2 separate regions of the Mus musculus genome follow, and region 2 is linked to region 1. The links are chromatin loops, found by intact Hi-C in ENCODE. Cell type or tissue: gastrocnemius. All regions are shown on one strand.

Region 1 (8,000 bases):
ACACTGGAGTGCAGCCTCCTACAGGGACTGTCCAGTGAGGGATTTAAACCATGCAGACCACATATTCTCTGACCAAGAATCAATAAATAGATTGGAAGGAAAACAAATGTCATTGAAGTTCCACAGCTCAAATATAGACCAACGCCCCCCACCTCCTCAAAAAAAGATGAAAATAAAATTTACTGAAAGTCTATGTAGGAAGAAAAGGAGGCTGGGCATTCAGAGTGAGCATTCATTAGAGTGGTCTGAGCTACAAGATGACCTCTGGACCAGCCTGGGCTAGAATGAGACTCCATTTTTAAAGAGGAGGAGAAGGAAGAAGAGGAGGAGGAGGGAGGAACAGGAAGAATCTAAAAGGAAATTTTAAAGTAAACTAGAAAATGAAAATACAAAATATTTAGAATGCAACAACAATTAAAACTTGTAGGATACAGGTGCCACATCTCTCAGAGGGGAATTTATAGCTCTAAATGCAAGGCTGAAAAGAATAAGAAAGCACACGGAGCACTACATAGGCTCAAACTTAAAGCTTAAACTAAGTAAAAACAAAACCTCAGCACTAATGACAGTACAGTCAATTCCTCAAGATAGAGAGGCATGGGAGCAAAGAAGTCAGCAATGAAATATCCAAAGATCCTTCCTCATAATCTTAACAAAAAGGAGCCCTTAGGAAGACTGAAAGCAAAACAAAGCACTAACAGGCAGCCACTGGGCAGTGACTGTGAAAAACACAAATGACTTTATGGCAATATATTTAAATGAGCAATTTTCTAGAAAAGTACAAATAACAACAATAATGCCTGAAGAAGCAGCCAGGCTGAACAAGGTTAACAGATCATTAAAAAAAATGTCCCAGATAGGATGTCACCCTGTAATCCAGGCTGGGCTGGAACTCGGGACCTAGGCTTGCATATGTGGAAATCTTCCTGAGTTGGCCTCCCAAGTGCTAGCATTATAGGGACGACTTACCTGGATACTCGAGAATACTTTATATAATTAAATCAGAACTGAGAGAAAAAAAAGGAACTGCTGAAGAAGGAAGCATGAAGAGGTACTGAGCAGAACGAAGTAGCACAAAGCATGACACATGTGTGCAGACGCTATAACGAAACCCATGCCACCTGTCCACGAAGACTCGTATCTTTGAACACTGGGCCCTCAGTTGGTGGAACTGTTTGGGAAATATTAGGAGGTATGGCCTTGTGGAAGGAGGTGTGTCACTCGGGGTGCATTTTGGCAGCTCAAAAGCCCATGACATTGCCAGTTAGCTCTCTGCTCCTGCTCCTGTTCTTGCACCATGCCTGCCTTCCAATATGATGGTCATGGACTCACCCTCTGAAATGTAAGCTCCAATAAACTCTTCTATAAATTGTCTTGGTCAGCCGGGCAGGGTGGCACACGCCTTTAATCCTAACACTCAGGAGGCAGAGCAGGTAGATTTCTGAGTTCTAGGCCAGCCTGGTCTACAAAGTGAGTTCCAGGACAGCCAGGGCTATACAGAGAAACCCTGTCTCGAAAAACAAAACTTTAAAAAAAAAATTTCGGGCTGGAGAGATGGCTCAGGGGTTAAGAACACTGACTGCTCTTCCGAAGGTCCTGAGTTCAAATCCCAGCAACCACATGGTGGTTCACAACCATCTGTAACAAGATCTGACACCCTCTTCTGGAGTGTCTAAAGACAGCTACAGTGTACTTACTTACATATAATAAATAAATAAATCTTTTTAAAAATTGTCTTGGTCATGTGATAAGCGTGTCTGATCATAGCAATAAAAAAGTAACCAAGAAACTACCATAAAGCTGGGTAGTGGTGACACACACCTTTATTTTTTAATTAGATATCTTCTTTATTCACATTTCAAATGTTATCCCCTTTCCTGGTTTCCCCTCCAAAAACTCACTGTCCTCTCCTCCCTCCCCCTGCTCACAAACCCACCCACTCCCACTTCCTGGCCCTGGCATTCCCCTTCACTGGGGCATAGAGCCTTCACAGGACCAAGGGCAAGGGTCTGTCCTCCCACTGATGACTGACTAGGCCATCCTCTGCAGCTGGAGCCATGAGTCCCACCATGTGTACTCTTCAGTTGGTGGTTTAGTCCCTGGGAGCTCTGGGGATACTGGTTAGTTCATATTGTTCCTCCTATGGGGCTGCAAACTCCTTCAGCTCCTTGGGTACTTTCTCAAGTTCCTTCATTGGGGAGCTTGTGTTCAGTCCAATGGTTGGCTGAGATCATCCACCTCTGTATTTGTCAGGCACTGGTAGAGCCTCTCAGGAGACAGCTTTTTTTTTTCCATTTTTTTCATTTTATTTATTTTATATATGTGAGTACACTGTTGCTGTCTTCAGACACACCAAGGGCATCAGATCCCATTACAGATGGTTGTGAGCCACCATGTGTCATTGCTGGGAATTGAACTCAGGTCCTCTGGTAGAGCAGTCACTGCTCTTAACCACTGAGCCATCTCTCCAGCCTGGAATACATACACCTTTAATCTCAGCACTCGGGATGCAGAGGCAGGTAGATCTCTGTGAGTTCAAGGCCAGCCTGTTCTACAGAGTGAGTTCCAGTACAGACAGCTAGAGCTACACAGTGAAACTGTCTTGAAAAACCAAATAAAGGAAGGAAGGAAGGAAGGAAGGAAGGAAGGAAGGAAGGAAGGAAGGTGGGTGGTGTTGGGATACCCTAAGAAGTTAAAAAGCCGAAAACTAACTTTCTCTCTCTCTCTCTCTCTCTCTCTCTCTCTCTCTCTCTCTCTCTCACACACACACACACACACACACACACATCTACCTTAACCAATAGTGAGGTGTTTTCATAATATGTATGAGGATTCATTCCAACACTACATAACCAACAAAAACTAAATCAGTATCCAAACATCTTTTGCTCCAAAGAAAGTAGGTCTAGGCGATTCTCTATATGCTGCATGGAGTTTTGTTTGCAGGCATGGAAAACGGAGCCTAGGCCCAGTCAGCTTCCAGAGCCTGTGCAGAATCAGTCCAGCTAGGCTGACAAGCTGAGCTGGAGCTAGCAGAACAGGTTTAAGGCTGACTAACCCAGGGCTTTTGTGCAATGGCTGACAGATCATCAAACACAGAGGAAGGCACCTGCCAAACTGACAAGCTGAGGGAGTCTTCCCTAAGTGTAGCATATTCTGTCAGAAGAGCTGGGGCCTCCTTCAACTGACCTGACTTCAGCTTCTGAATCCCACCACCACTTCACTGTTTAAACTAGAGATTTGGAAACAGCCTCTCTGCAACACTTTGCTTTCCACTCGAGCGATCATTGCACACCGAGCTGGTACTCTCCCTCTCTTCTTTCCTCCTATCCCCCAGTCCAGCATCATTTGCAGCCTGGCTATACTGATAGGTGATTTAGAGGCACAGACTGTCTTGGGCATCTCTGAAGTTCCCCTGCCCTTGTACCATACAGAACAGTACACAGTATTGAAAGTTTCTTTTTATTTTCTTAGTAAAGTCTCTTATTAGTAAATCAGTAAGCAGCGACTAGTCTGGTATTCAGCTGTGAGAATCAGATTTCTTGTTGTGAGCAAAGGCCTCAAGCTAATCTTGCGTCACAGGGGTGGTCACAAAGAATAGCTCTGGCTTTCTATCCCAAATTAAAGGCAAATTTCCCAAACATTTGTGTGAAAAGAGCAGTTGGCTTCATAAAGCTATAGCCACCCTAAGTAATGTCTATAAAAATGTTCAGCTGTATATCAAAATAGTCAATAATGATACTAAGTAACTTTTAAATAATTAAAAGCCCAAGATTTACTACTATTGTAATAAACAGCATTTAGCTTTGATTGCACATACCTCATTGTACCAGAAGAGGGCACTGTTTACCCTTATTTTTACAAAACACACTCCTATTGAAGGAATCCTGCCCTAAACTACAAACTGGACCACAAGAGGGCAATAACCACAAACATATGTGTAAACTTTGGCTTCTAAATATTTTCAAAAATCCATGCTCTAAAAGTGTACTTAAGATATCATTTTCAGACAGCTGGTTTTCCTTAACAAGACTTAAAAAACCAAGCACAGAGATACATACACACAGACACTGACACAGACAAACTGACAGACACACAGACATAAGACACAGGCACATGCATACACACAGACACACCTACACACACTCACATACAAGGCACTCAGACACACACACACATACGTATACACACATATAGACACACACAAAACCATACAGGCCTGCCCCCACACACATGTACACACAGACACATATGCATTCAGACAAGCACACACATATATACACAGACACTCCACCTTCCACAGATACACACAAAGACATCCACACAGACACACAGACACCCACACACATATACACACAGAGAGATAAAGCTAGCCACAAGGCACACACACAGACACCCACCAACAGACACACGCAGACACATAAAGATGTACAGAGACAGGCACACACAAAGACATACACTGACAGAGACACACACATACAGAGACACACACTGACAGACAGACACAGGCAGAGTTGGGTTTTTCACAATTCCTGGAAACTTTTGAGTCTTCAGTCATCATTTTCTCCCTCTTCTCTCTCAGGCATTACCAGTCTTCACCATGTTCTGCGCTCTGTCTTAAGCTTTTCCAGTGTTTCCTCTATTGACTTCTTCCTCACACATTAAAGAAGCCCAAGCAAGGCACAGCTAAATGGAATACTGTCATGCATTACTGTCTAACCAAGAACATAGCTCCTAATGGCTTCAATTTAGTAGGTCTTAAGTTGATTGTTTTAAGTAACAAACCATTATCCTTGGAAACTGAATCTCAAAGGAGACTGTGATTAAATTAGGGTTCCTGAAATCTTTTAGTGCTTCAGGTTAAAGGGTTCCTTTTGTTGTTGTTGTTGGTGGTGGTGGTGGTTTTTCGAGACAGTGTTTCTCTCTGTATAGCCCTGGCTGTCCTGGAACTCACTCTGTAGACCAGGCTGGCCTTGAACTCAGAAATCTGCCTGCCTCTGCCTCCCAAGGGTTATGCTTCTTTAACACTCACACCAGCCCTCTAAAATGTGGCGGAGGCACTCCTCAGAGAAGTGCAGACTCCCCCCACAGAGGAGTCAGTCAGAGGACTCCGATGGAACTTTGTGGTCCTCAGATGTGCACAGAAGAGAAGCACCTCTCCTACTCCAGTTAATGAAACAGGCCATGTCTGGGAGATCCCACCTACAGAGTCCAATTATGTAAGATTTCTACATAGTTGGGCATCAAACAGGATTGGCTGCAATTACTTAGTAATTAGGAAATCATGGCTATAGCAAGCAATCATATCGCAGTAGAAGGGGAAGTATATGGAAATGGCATTAGTCACCATTCTGCAGAAGCTCAGGAGCTTGCACAGCTACTGAGAAGGTGGCTGACCTCAAACCTGAGGAACTTTTACTTCAGCACCCACACCACAACAGATGTAACCCCTCACACAGAATAGAGAGTGTAAAAGACAGCAGATAGTCAGAGAAGAAACCAGCATGGCCATGACAGTGATGACCACTCACCTCTAACTCCTAACAAAGCGGAAACGATGCTCTAGGGCGCTTCTCCAGCTGTCTCTCAGGAACAGCTTACAATACTACAGTGACAGTATGAGGCTGTTTGCCTCAGACCAAACAAGATCGAGTCAAGGACATTTGAACCTACTCTATACCCAGCTGACATGTCCGAGGACCATCACAGTTAGTGCCCAAGCGTATTGGCTAAAGTCAGCATCATAAAAGCTAAGGGGCAAGTAGGGCAAAAACATTTTTCTTGCCTGTAAACTAGAACTAAATCAAAGCCCTGTTATGAAAAGGTGACCGCAGCCTAGGACTTTGTCTCTAGCCTGGTGTTCTTGACAGTGAACCAACGTGACATGGTAATCAGGAAGATCCTGACTCTCAGTAACTGTATTAATGTACAACACTTCAATATATGTACTGCGGTGAAAGTAGTAAGATCTCAGGGTTGAGCATGAGAGGTAGTTCAGCAAGAAAGGATGCTTGCTGCACCCAAAGTGCTTTCAGGCTACCTGAGTGTCGTTCTCCAAATCCACATCAGGCAGCTAAGGACTACCTGTAACTCCAGCTCTAGGAAACCTGATGCGCTATTCTGGTCTCAGCAGGAGCGCCACTCACACGCGTGTGCACACACGCACGCGCACACACTTTAAATGTTTTGCATAGAGATGGGTGTAGTTTGGAGGTAAGCACCTGCTTGAACGCTTGAGGTCCTTGGTTTGAACTAGCGTCCCATAAAAACAAACAAACAAATTCAAAAATAAATATATGGTCCTGAAATAAGTGTTTTGATATATGTTGAAAGATAGTAGTAGAAAATAAGGAGTTGACTTAATTAAGAAACTCAAGGATTTAAAATAAGTGTTCTACAACACTCACAGCCAGTAAATATGGCTATTACTCTTGCACTGATAAGGTAATTTTTATAAAATATACTGAATTACTCAGAGAGAAAATAAGTGATAAATATATACCCTTTAGATAAAGTTTAGTGTTTGATATGACTCTTTATTAAAAAAATATATATTCTAGAAAATCTATAATAACATACTTATGCCCTAAACATTTTTAAAATCTGATATATAATAAACCAAATTTCAAATATATTTGAAAATAAAAACCATTTCATAGTGAGATTGCTTCCACACTGATTTACCTGTACTACATATTTAGATTTCTGAGTACTGAATTTACTAAAAAGCTAGGACGTTCAGCACAACTGTAATATCAAATTGCCTTTACTGTTGAAGACATTTAATAATTAGGCCATTTATCATAACTATAGTCTGTTATAGGACATTTTTTAAAAAAACTAAAATATTTAAAATACTTACTATGATTTTCTTACAGTCCTTCCCTCTGCATAGCTCTGTATAGGTTGAATACTGCACATATATGATCCAGCTTCCGACAAAAACCACCAGCCAGGAAAAGAAAAGATACTTCACCCGCATGTAGGACAACCGAGCCTGCAAGCAAAGGTCACATGACAGTCAGTCAGCAGCAAGCTGGCACTCACCGCACTGGAACGGGCGTTCTCCTTGCTTGGAGAAGCACAATGTATAATCCAAGCTTTTATATGGCAGCTCTAGAACAAAGTGCATTGTCAAGAAGCCCAGACAACATGGGTCTTAGGAAAGTAAGGGAAACAAATACCCTTTCAGGATGTACGTTCGGCATCTCCAATGCCATTCAGGCCACTTACTCAATAAAGCACAACACCACTTCTAGACCAGGCGAGCAGACAAAACACTGTTTCAAGTGAGAATTTTAAAGGTCTTTATGAATAATCATAGTAATACTTAATATTTTAGCCAGGCAGTGCTGGCACACTCCTTTAACCCCAGCACTTGGGAGGCAGAGACAGGTGGATCTCTGTGAGTTCAAGGCCAGCCTGGTCTACAGAGCAAGTTCTTTTTTTTTTTTTTTCCCGAGACAGGGTTTCTCTGTGTAGCCCTGCCTGTCCTGGAACTCACTCTGTAGACCAGGCCTGCCTCAAACTCAGAAATTCGCCTGTCTCTGCCTCCCAAGTGTTGGGATTAAAGGCATGTGCCACCATGCCCGGCTCAGAGCAAGTTCTTAACACTAACCCTGAGTCCCAAATAGCCAGTACTACATAGGAAAACCCTGCCTGATCTGGTGTGTGTGTGTGTGTATGTGTGTGTGTGTGTACACAAGTCTGTAAAAATAAGATTTATCCAGGTATGTTGGTAGAAACCTGTATTCCAGCACTTGGGAGGTAGAGGTAGGAGAATCAGAGGTTCAAGGTCATTGTTAGTTATACTGAGTTGCCAGACAAGGCTATATAAGATCCTGTCTCAAAGAAGAAAAGCAAAGCAAAACAACAACAAAAAGAAAAACAAAAAGAAAGAAAAGCAAAAATTATTCCTTGCACGCCAATGGGCAAAGCTACACAACAGGCTCCCCTTTGCAATGTTTTGTGTGCGCTGCTCTGATATCTGATCTCAGCTG
Region 2 (8,000 bases), 160 kb after region 1:
TAAGAGATACCCAGGTGGACTGATTTTGAAGTTATGAAGGGGTCATGGAGAGCAGCTGAGGTTAGGCACTGTGAGAGGCTAGGAGAGGCCATCGTTGAAGGTACAGCCTTAGTGACATTTGAAGACCCAGGACTGAAAGGACCATGCAAAAGAGTTGAGGCTTGGTATTGTGAAGAGAACCTATTGATGAAGCCTAGTTGCAACGGAAGACACTTGTGTATTGGAGATACCAGTACCATCACCATGATCACCAAGAACAGCAGCAGCTGTGGAGTGAAGTCAGCCATAGCCTACCTAGCATGCTACAAAGATCATGTATGAATCCCAGACATTGGAACAAGAAGCTGTGAAGTTGAAGTTACATTGGAGACCCCAAGATGTTCGAGATGCCAAAGCCATAGGATATCTGCTGAGAAAAACTGTTAACAGGAGTGGGACCAGCCCAGGAGAAAGTGTGTTGTAGTTAACAAAGCTGAAAGGAATTGGACATGCAGATGGAGATGCAGAGTTGAGAGTTTGCCCAGCAGGTTTTTGGTCTTGTTTTGATCCAGTATTTCCAAACTCTTGATATTTTTGAAATGGTAATGTATATCCATTCTTTTGAAATATGCTGTCTGCTTTTTGATTTTATAGGGAACTGCAGTAAAGAGATTGCATGAATCTCAGAAGAGATTTTGAACTTTGAACTTTTAAACATTGTTGTCACTTCAATAGACAGACTTGTGAAGTTGGACTAAATGCATTTTGCATTGTGTTATGGCTATAAGCCTATACGGGCCAGGGAGTGGAATTTAGTGGTTTGAATAGGTTTGGCCCCATAGATTCATGTTTTATTGAGTGGCACTATTGGGTGGTATGGCCTTGTTGGAGGAAGTGTGTCATGGTGTAGGTTGATTTGAGGCTTCCTGTGTATGCTCAAGTCTTCACCCAGTGCAGTAAGTAACTGAGACAGTTACTTACATAGGGATTCAAGATCCCCGAAGTCATCACTGGACTTAGTGTTTGCTTATTTATACAGGGTTAGACATATCCCAGGCTGGTCTTGAACTTTTCAAGCTATCTGTAGTTGAGGATGACCCTGAACTTCTGATCTTCCTATTTCCACCTCCCCAGTAGTGGGATTACAGGTGTGTACCTGTTTTTCTTTTGTTTATTTTTGTCTTGTGTTGGGGATGGAACCAAGGACCTTGTGTATGCTAGGCAAGCATTCAACCAACTGAGCTACATCCCTTGTCTTGTTGGTTTGAAGATTATCTTTCTGATTTTCAGTGATTCTGTTTACAGTTACTATACTCACAGGGTTTTGAGTTTGTTAGATACATAGATTAATATTTTTCACAATTTAGGGGAAAGGTATCAGTTCTTAATTCTTTTTAGGACAATTTTAAAATGTTTTTCTTTTATACCAAAATTCTGTTCCCATAAACATATTTAATCCTTCTCCTACCCCCAGATACTTCTATTTATTTGTCTATGAGCTTAACTCTATCTCAGATAACCAGAATTAAACAGTAGATGTCTGTTTTTTGTTTTTGTTGTTGTTTTTTGAGACAGGGTTTCTCTCTATAGCCCTGGCTGTCCTGGAACTCACTCTGTAGACCAGGCTGGCCTCGAACTCAGAAATCCACCTGCCTCTGCCTCCCAAGTGCTGGGATTACAGGCATGCGCCACCACACCCGGCTAGATGTCTGTTTTATTTGGATTGTTTTGCTTATGGTAATGTTTTCAAGGCTCCATGTTGTAGCATGGGCATGTTTCCCAGAGTTTGTTATTTTTAGACATTTCAAACAGGTTTCCTTTGTTCTTAGCTAAGTTACTGAGACTTTAATCCCCATTTTCACTTTCTGTTTTTTTACTAAACTTTTATGGTCTCTTATTTATATAGTTTTACATATTCTTGAATGTTAACCAGTAAAATGTCTAAAATTGGAACAATGAAGCCAAACACTTCTTTGTCCTTTAAGAAAGTTGATGTTGGGGCTGGAGACATGACTCAGCAGTTAAGAGAACTGGCAGCTCTTCTAGAGGACTCTGGTGGCTAAGAGATCCAACATCCTTTCTTGATCTCTTGTAACACCAGCCACACACATGCATTCAGACATGCATTCAGGCAAAATACCCATATACATAAACTTTTTAAAAAATTAATTGAAGGTATGCTATATTGTTCACAGTTTTTAATATGTAAGTTATAATGATTTTATAGTTTATTGTTTGGAATCATTTGCTTAAGAAGTAAAATCTTCCAGTTTTCACTTGATTGTAATTTTGTGGAATCTGAAGTTTTAATTTTAATTACATTCATTTTGTGTACTCATGTGTAGGTAGGGGACAACTTACAGGAGTCTATTCTGTTTTTTTGTGAGTACTGGGAATCAAATTCAGGTTGTCAGGCTCGTTGGCCTATACCTTTATCTGCTGAGCTTGTCACCTGATCAATTATCAACTTTAAAAAAAAAATTAAGTCTGTATATTTTGGTTGATTTATTCTCCCCTTTTTGCTTAGTGGTTCTCAGTGGAGGCTTTGTTACTTCCCTCCAGCGAATGTGAACAGTCATATCACCCAGAAGTCATGTGTCTTAATTACCTGTGGTCTAAGCTAAGAAGTTTAAATCTGTTTAAAGGCCAGGGTCCCAGATATAAAGCTTAAGTTGGTCTGGTACTTCTGAGTGGCCTCTGCTGGCCTGGAACTTCCCCTTGGGCTACCCTGCTTAGTGGTTCTTAGCTGTTATTTAGGAGGCAGTTACCCCGATACAGAAATGACTTCTTGAGTCCTGGCTTAGGGTATGCAGTGAGCAAGTATCATGAATTATTGTTCTTTTGTTTTAGTTACATCTACTTAGAAAGTACTTGTCATTTGAGTTATTTGTTGTTTTTTTCACAAATTAAGGATTTTATACCAAAAGTTTGGTTAACATGTGAGATTTATCTGGTATAAAATCTTATACGTCTTCTATTTGGTCTATTTCCTGAACAGAGACTCTACAGGAGCAGGTAATTCACTGGTCCACAAGCGGTCTCCTTTACGTCGAAACCAAAAGACCTCAGCATCCTTGAACAAGCTGTCTTTACAGGATGGACATAAAGCCAAAAAACCAGCATGTAAATTTGAAGAGGGTCAAGATGTCTTAGCTAGATGGTCAGATGGCTTGTTTTATCTTGGAACTATCAAAAAGGCAAGTTACCTTAATAAATTTCTGCTATACTTGCATTACTCATTTTAATAATTTTAAAATTTAACCTCATGCTTAGCAGTTTTAAGGGGTTACTGATTTCTTGTGTATTGCAGATAAACATATTGAAACAGAGCTGCTTCATCATATTTGAGGACAGTTCCAAATCCTGGGTTCTCTGGAAGGACATCCAAACAGGCAGGTGCTATGTTACTCTTGAACATGATTGATATCGAAACTTAGTTTTCTTCAACATGACTTTTTCTGATGCCAGTGATACTGAATATACTGTTCTTCAGTGGCTGGGTAGCATGTATAAGACGTTTAAAAATTTATTTTATAAACAAAACTCTATAGTTTAATTGAATCATTTAATACTATTTTCTGTTATTCTTCTACATGCTGAATCAGTTTTAGCCTTTCTACTTTGGAGATTTTGGTAGGTTTGACATAGGTCTTTATGTCTTTCTGTTTTTTTTCTAAGGCAGTTTTTCTGTGTGGCCCTGGGTGTCCTGGAACTAATTCTGTAGATCAGGCTGGCCTTGAACTCAGATCTGCCTGCTGCCTCCCAAGTGCTGGGATTAAAGGCATGCACCACCACTTACCTACCTCTTTTTGCCTTTTAAATCCCATCTTTTTCCATTTTTCCATTCTCTTTTTTTCCTCTTCATTCATATACATACATATATATATATGTACATATGTATATGAGAATGGTTGAATATATATATATATATATATATATATATATATATATGATTCATGAAATCAGAATCTGGTGATTCTGGAGGTCAGAAGAGATGTCAGATTCCCTGGAATTTGAGTTTCAGATGGTTGTACGTCACCATGTGGGTGCTGGGCACTGAATCTGGATTCTCTGCAAGAATAAGCTGAGCCATTTTTCCAGTCCCCTTAAGTGGTATGCAGAGATAGAAAGGTGTAAAGGCTTGAAGTCCTGTCAAACAAGCACCTAGTTAGTGGGTGAGGTGAGTGGGTGCTCTGTGCTTGAAAGTGCTGTGAGAAACTATTGTCTAATCCCAGCACTTGGGAGGCAGCAGATATATAGTTCTACAGTGCTTGTTCCAGGACAGCCAGGGCTACATAGAAAACCTGTCTTGAAACACAACAAAACACAAAAAAGAAAGAAAAAAAGAAGAGAAAGAGAAACCTGTTTATAATTATGATTTATAATTATGAATTTTAGGTAATAAGCTATGTTCTAAAAGTTTACATAAATCTGGGAAAAAATAGTCATGCTAATTGTTTAAAGTAATGTACATTATGGGTTGGATAGGTAGCTTTGTTGTTAAGAGAGCACTGGCTGCTTTTCCAGAGATACAAGTTCAATTCCCAGCACCCACATGGTAGCTCACAACTGTCAATAACTCCAGTTCCAGGTGATCTGACACCCTTGCAAAGAAGACACTTGCAGGCAAAACACCAGTGCATATAAAATAAAAATAAATTTTATATTAAAAAGAAATGTGGGCTGGTGAGATGGCTCAGCTGTTAAGATGCTTTTCCAGAGGTCATGAGATCAGCCGTGTGGTGACTCACAACCATCTGAAGGGGGATAAGATGCCCTCTTCAGGCAGGCGGATGTATATGCAGCAGAGCACTCATACATTAAATAAGTACAATTAAAAAAAAGAAATGAATATTATAGCAGGGGCATGTTTATTATGTTAAGACAGAACTTTAGTAAAGTTTTAAATACCTAGTATTTATTTGTTTCTATGAAATGATATATTCCTGCATTGCTGTTGACAGTAAGTTTCTGTTTTGGCTATTTCAGTAATTGCATTAAATGAATAAAAATATTCTAATTTATTTAACTTTTCTAGAAACTTATTAATAAAATATAATTGAAAAGAAACCAGGTGAAAATGTTTATTATACCTTTATATTTTTTAATTAAAATTGAATTAAAAAATAAAATTAATTTAAAAATAGAGAAAAAAAGTGTTTGAGTGTAGGTGACTGAAGAGGCCAGATGTGTCAGATAACCTGAAGATGGAGCACAGGCATTTGTGAGCCTCAGCTAGAAGTGCAGGAAACTGCTCTGTGGTCAATTTTTTTTAAAAAAAGATTTATTTATGTATTATATGTAAGTACACTGTAGCTATCTTCAGACACACCAGAAGAGGGCATCAGATCTCATTAAGGGTGGTTGTGAACCACCATGTGGTTTCTGGGATTTGAACTTTGGACCTTCGGAAGAGCAGTCGAAGTCCTTGATAGATACTTTCAAGATTTATTATTTATTCATGTGTGTGGGGTGGGAGTATTTGTGGAGGTCAAAAGAATATGTAGGATTTCATCCTCTATAACTTTCTATTATTCATTTGAGGCAAGGTGCTCTTACCCACTGAACCATCTCACCAGCCCTCTCTGGTCAATTATAAGAGCAGTATCTGCGTCTAGCCACTGAGCTGTATAGTAGTTTTCTTGATTGGTTTTTGGTAGTTGCTTTTTTTTTTACCACATGGTTTCTCTTTAGCCTTGGATCATCTGGGTCAGGCTGGCCTGGATTAAAAGTGTGTGGCACTGCTTCCCAGCTGGAAACTAAGAGATCTGCCTGCTTCTCAAGTGCCCAGCCATTTTATTTTATTTTTTGAGATAGAGTAATGTACCCTTGACTGGCTTGGAACCTGCTATATTGAATAGGTTGATTTTGAACTAAACAGTAAGTAGGGTTGCCTCTGCTTCCCAAGTGCTAGGATTAAAGCTGCTTGCCACTATGCCCACTTTATTTGAAGTAAATCCTTGATAGATACTTTCAAGATTTATTATTTATTCATGTGTGTGGGATGGGAGTATTTGTGGAGGTCAAAAGAACATGTAGGATTTCATCCTCTATAACTTTCTATTATTCATTTGAGGCAAGGTCTCTTCACTGAGGTCTCTTCACCTGAGGCTAGTATGTCATCTGTGCTAGGAGCCAGCAATTCACAGTGATCTTCCTGTCTGTACATTCCACCCCCCACCTGAGCTGGTTTTTTCAATATTTGAGGGAATGCTAATGATTGCTGAGATCTAAGCTCTTGATGTTCGTGGTTGAGGAGTGGAACAAGTTCTTAATCACTAAACCATCTTTCTTTTCTTTGGTATTATTAAAATGAAAAAGCTAAGACTTCATAGATAGCTTAATTTGTAGTAAGGAAGACAGTAGGCAATTAAGTTAGGCTAGTAATCTTGTAATTTGATAGTAAAAAAGACAGACTTGGATTTTACAGATAAAGATGATTTTCGGGTTTCTTAGGCTTGTTTCTTGAGTACGTACAGTTTATTGGATTAATAACTTCCTCTTCTGCAGAATTACCTTCTTCCTTACCAGTCCACATGGAAATGGTGGGAGTTATATTAGGCATCTACTCCTCATGGAGGCTATACAACCCTTTCTTTTGAAGATTTTTAAACTTATTTATTTTATATATGTGAGTACAGTGTAGCTATACAGATGGATGTGAGCCTTCATGTGGTTGCTGGGAATTGAAGTTTAGGATCTCTGCTCAGTCTGGTTGGCCCCGCTTGCTCCCTCAGACCCAAAGATTTATTTATTATTATACATAAGTTCACTGTAGCTGACTTCAGATGCACCAGAAGAGGGGATCAAATCTCATGTGTGGTTGTGAGCCACCATGTGGTTGCTGGGATTTGAACTCAAGACCTTCAGAAGAGCTCTGACCTGCTGAGTCATCTTGACAGCCCAACCCTTTCTTTTGAAACAACACATTTACCATGATAAGGCTCAACTCATATTGACTAATTGTAGCCATAAACCCAGAAGCTATGGAACAAATCACAGTAAACAAAATTTGGAAGAGACAGAGGACCTAAGTAGACAAATAGTCAATAATACAAAAACAGGCAAAGTAATAAAATAATAATTGGTAACTTCTATGTTACCTATATCTTACAGAATAAAGAAGTAATGAAGAAAATTTGTTTTCTTCCACTAGATGGAATATTATGCAGCTGTTAGAGGTTATAATTTGAAAAACTGGCTATGTGAAAATGCTTTGGTAGAAGTATTTCCTTGTATTGGTGAGAAGAATCAGTGTATGGTGGGAAGAACATGGCTTCTGGCACATCAGGGTTTGACATCTAGTGTTGATACTTTCTAACTGAGACTACTTAGGTCAGTTCCTTCATCTGCTTGACTATCACTTCTTTATGAATAGTATATTAACATAGTCTGTTGGTCACTGCTGTGACCCAGATCTGTATCTTAGTAACTCAGAGTCTGAGGGTGAAACATTCCAACAGGAGTTTAAGGGCAACAAAGTGAGTTCCAGGCCAGCTTGGGATACACAGAGAGACTTCCCCCAAAAAACCCATCAAATAAAGTTAGTTCTAAAAGAGTGAAGTGTAACATGATGTTTGATTTATAGCATAAAAATATAAGCATTTATTGTTTATGTATAGATAGTGTATATCATTTTTGCTATATTGAAATGAGAAAGAGGAAGATGCTAGAATTGATAATTATGTTGAGATGGTAATATATCCAAATTTTGAAGTTTAATAGTAACACTTTTGTGTTACTATAAAAAATTACTTATTTTATTTATATGAGTACACTTTAGCTGTCCTCAGATCCACCAGAAGAGGGCATCGGATCCCATTACAGATGGTTGTGAGCCACCATGTGGTTGCAGGGAATTGCACTAAGGACCTCTGGAAGACCAGCCAGTGTTTGCTGCACCATCTCTCTAGCCCGAAGGTTTTTTGTTTTGTTTTGTTCTTCATTTTGAGATGGTCTTACTATGTCAGGGTCTCACTATGTAGTAGGTCTAGGTGTCTTGAACTTACTGTATAGATCAA

What was found. Hi-C counts contacts between places; a loop is a spot of excess contacts. Peaks named below come from ENCODE experiments on the same cell type or tissue, not always from the same donor. Only the 100,000 strongest peaks of a DNase experiment are listed, where the experiment ranks them.
Region 2: it touches region 1 in a loop (4-fold over the local background); 6 of 42 quality-filtered maps call a loop at or near these places.

The regions. Positions count from the first base shown.
Region 1 is chr5:107,917,723-107,925,722 of GRCm38, forward strand. It overlaps Dipk1a (divergent protein kinase domain 1A), which reads right to left. Exons shown (of 5, transcript NM_026062.4): 2 at 6,863-6,997. Among named protein-coding and RNA genes, the nearest start is that of Gm26387, 14 kb to the left of the region's middle. In gastrocnemius, a CTCF peak has its summit at 3,846 (motif pointing right); DNase peaks (open chromatin) are centred at 3,883 and 7,056; H3K4me3 peaks cover 587 bases; H3K27ac peaks cover 1,947 bases.
Region 2 is chr5:108,077,848-108,085,847 of GRCm38, forward strand. It overlaps Mtf2 (metal response element binding transcription factor 2), which reads left to right. Exons shown (of 15, transcript NM_013827.3): 2 at 2,978-3,176; 3 at 3,290-3,371. Among named protein-coding and RNA genes, the nearest start is that of Mtf2, 16 kb to the left of the region's middle. In gastrocnemius, CTCF peaks have their summits at 4,768 (motif pointing left) and 7,744 (motif pointing right); DNase peaks (open chromatin) are centred at 4,709 and 7,811; H3K27ac peaks cover 1,707 bases.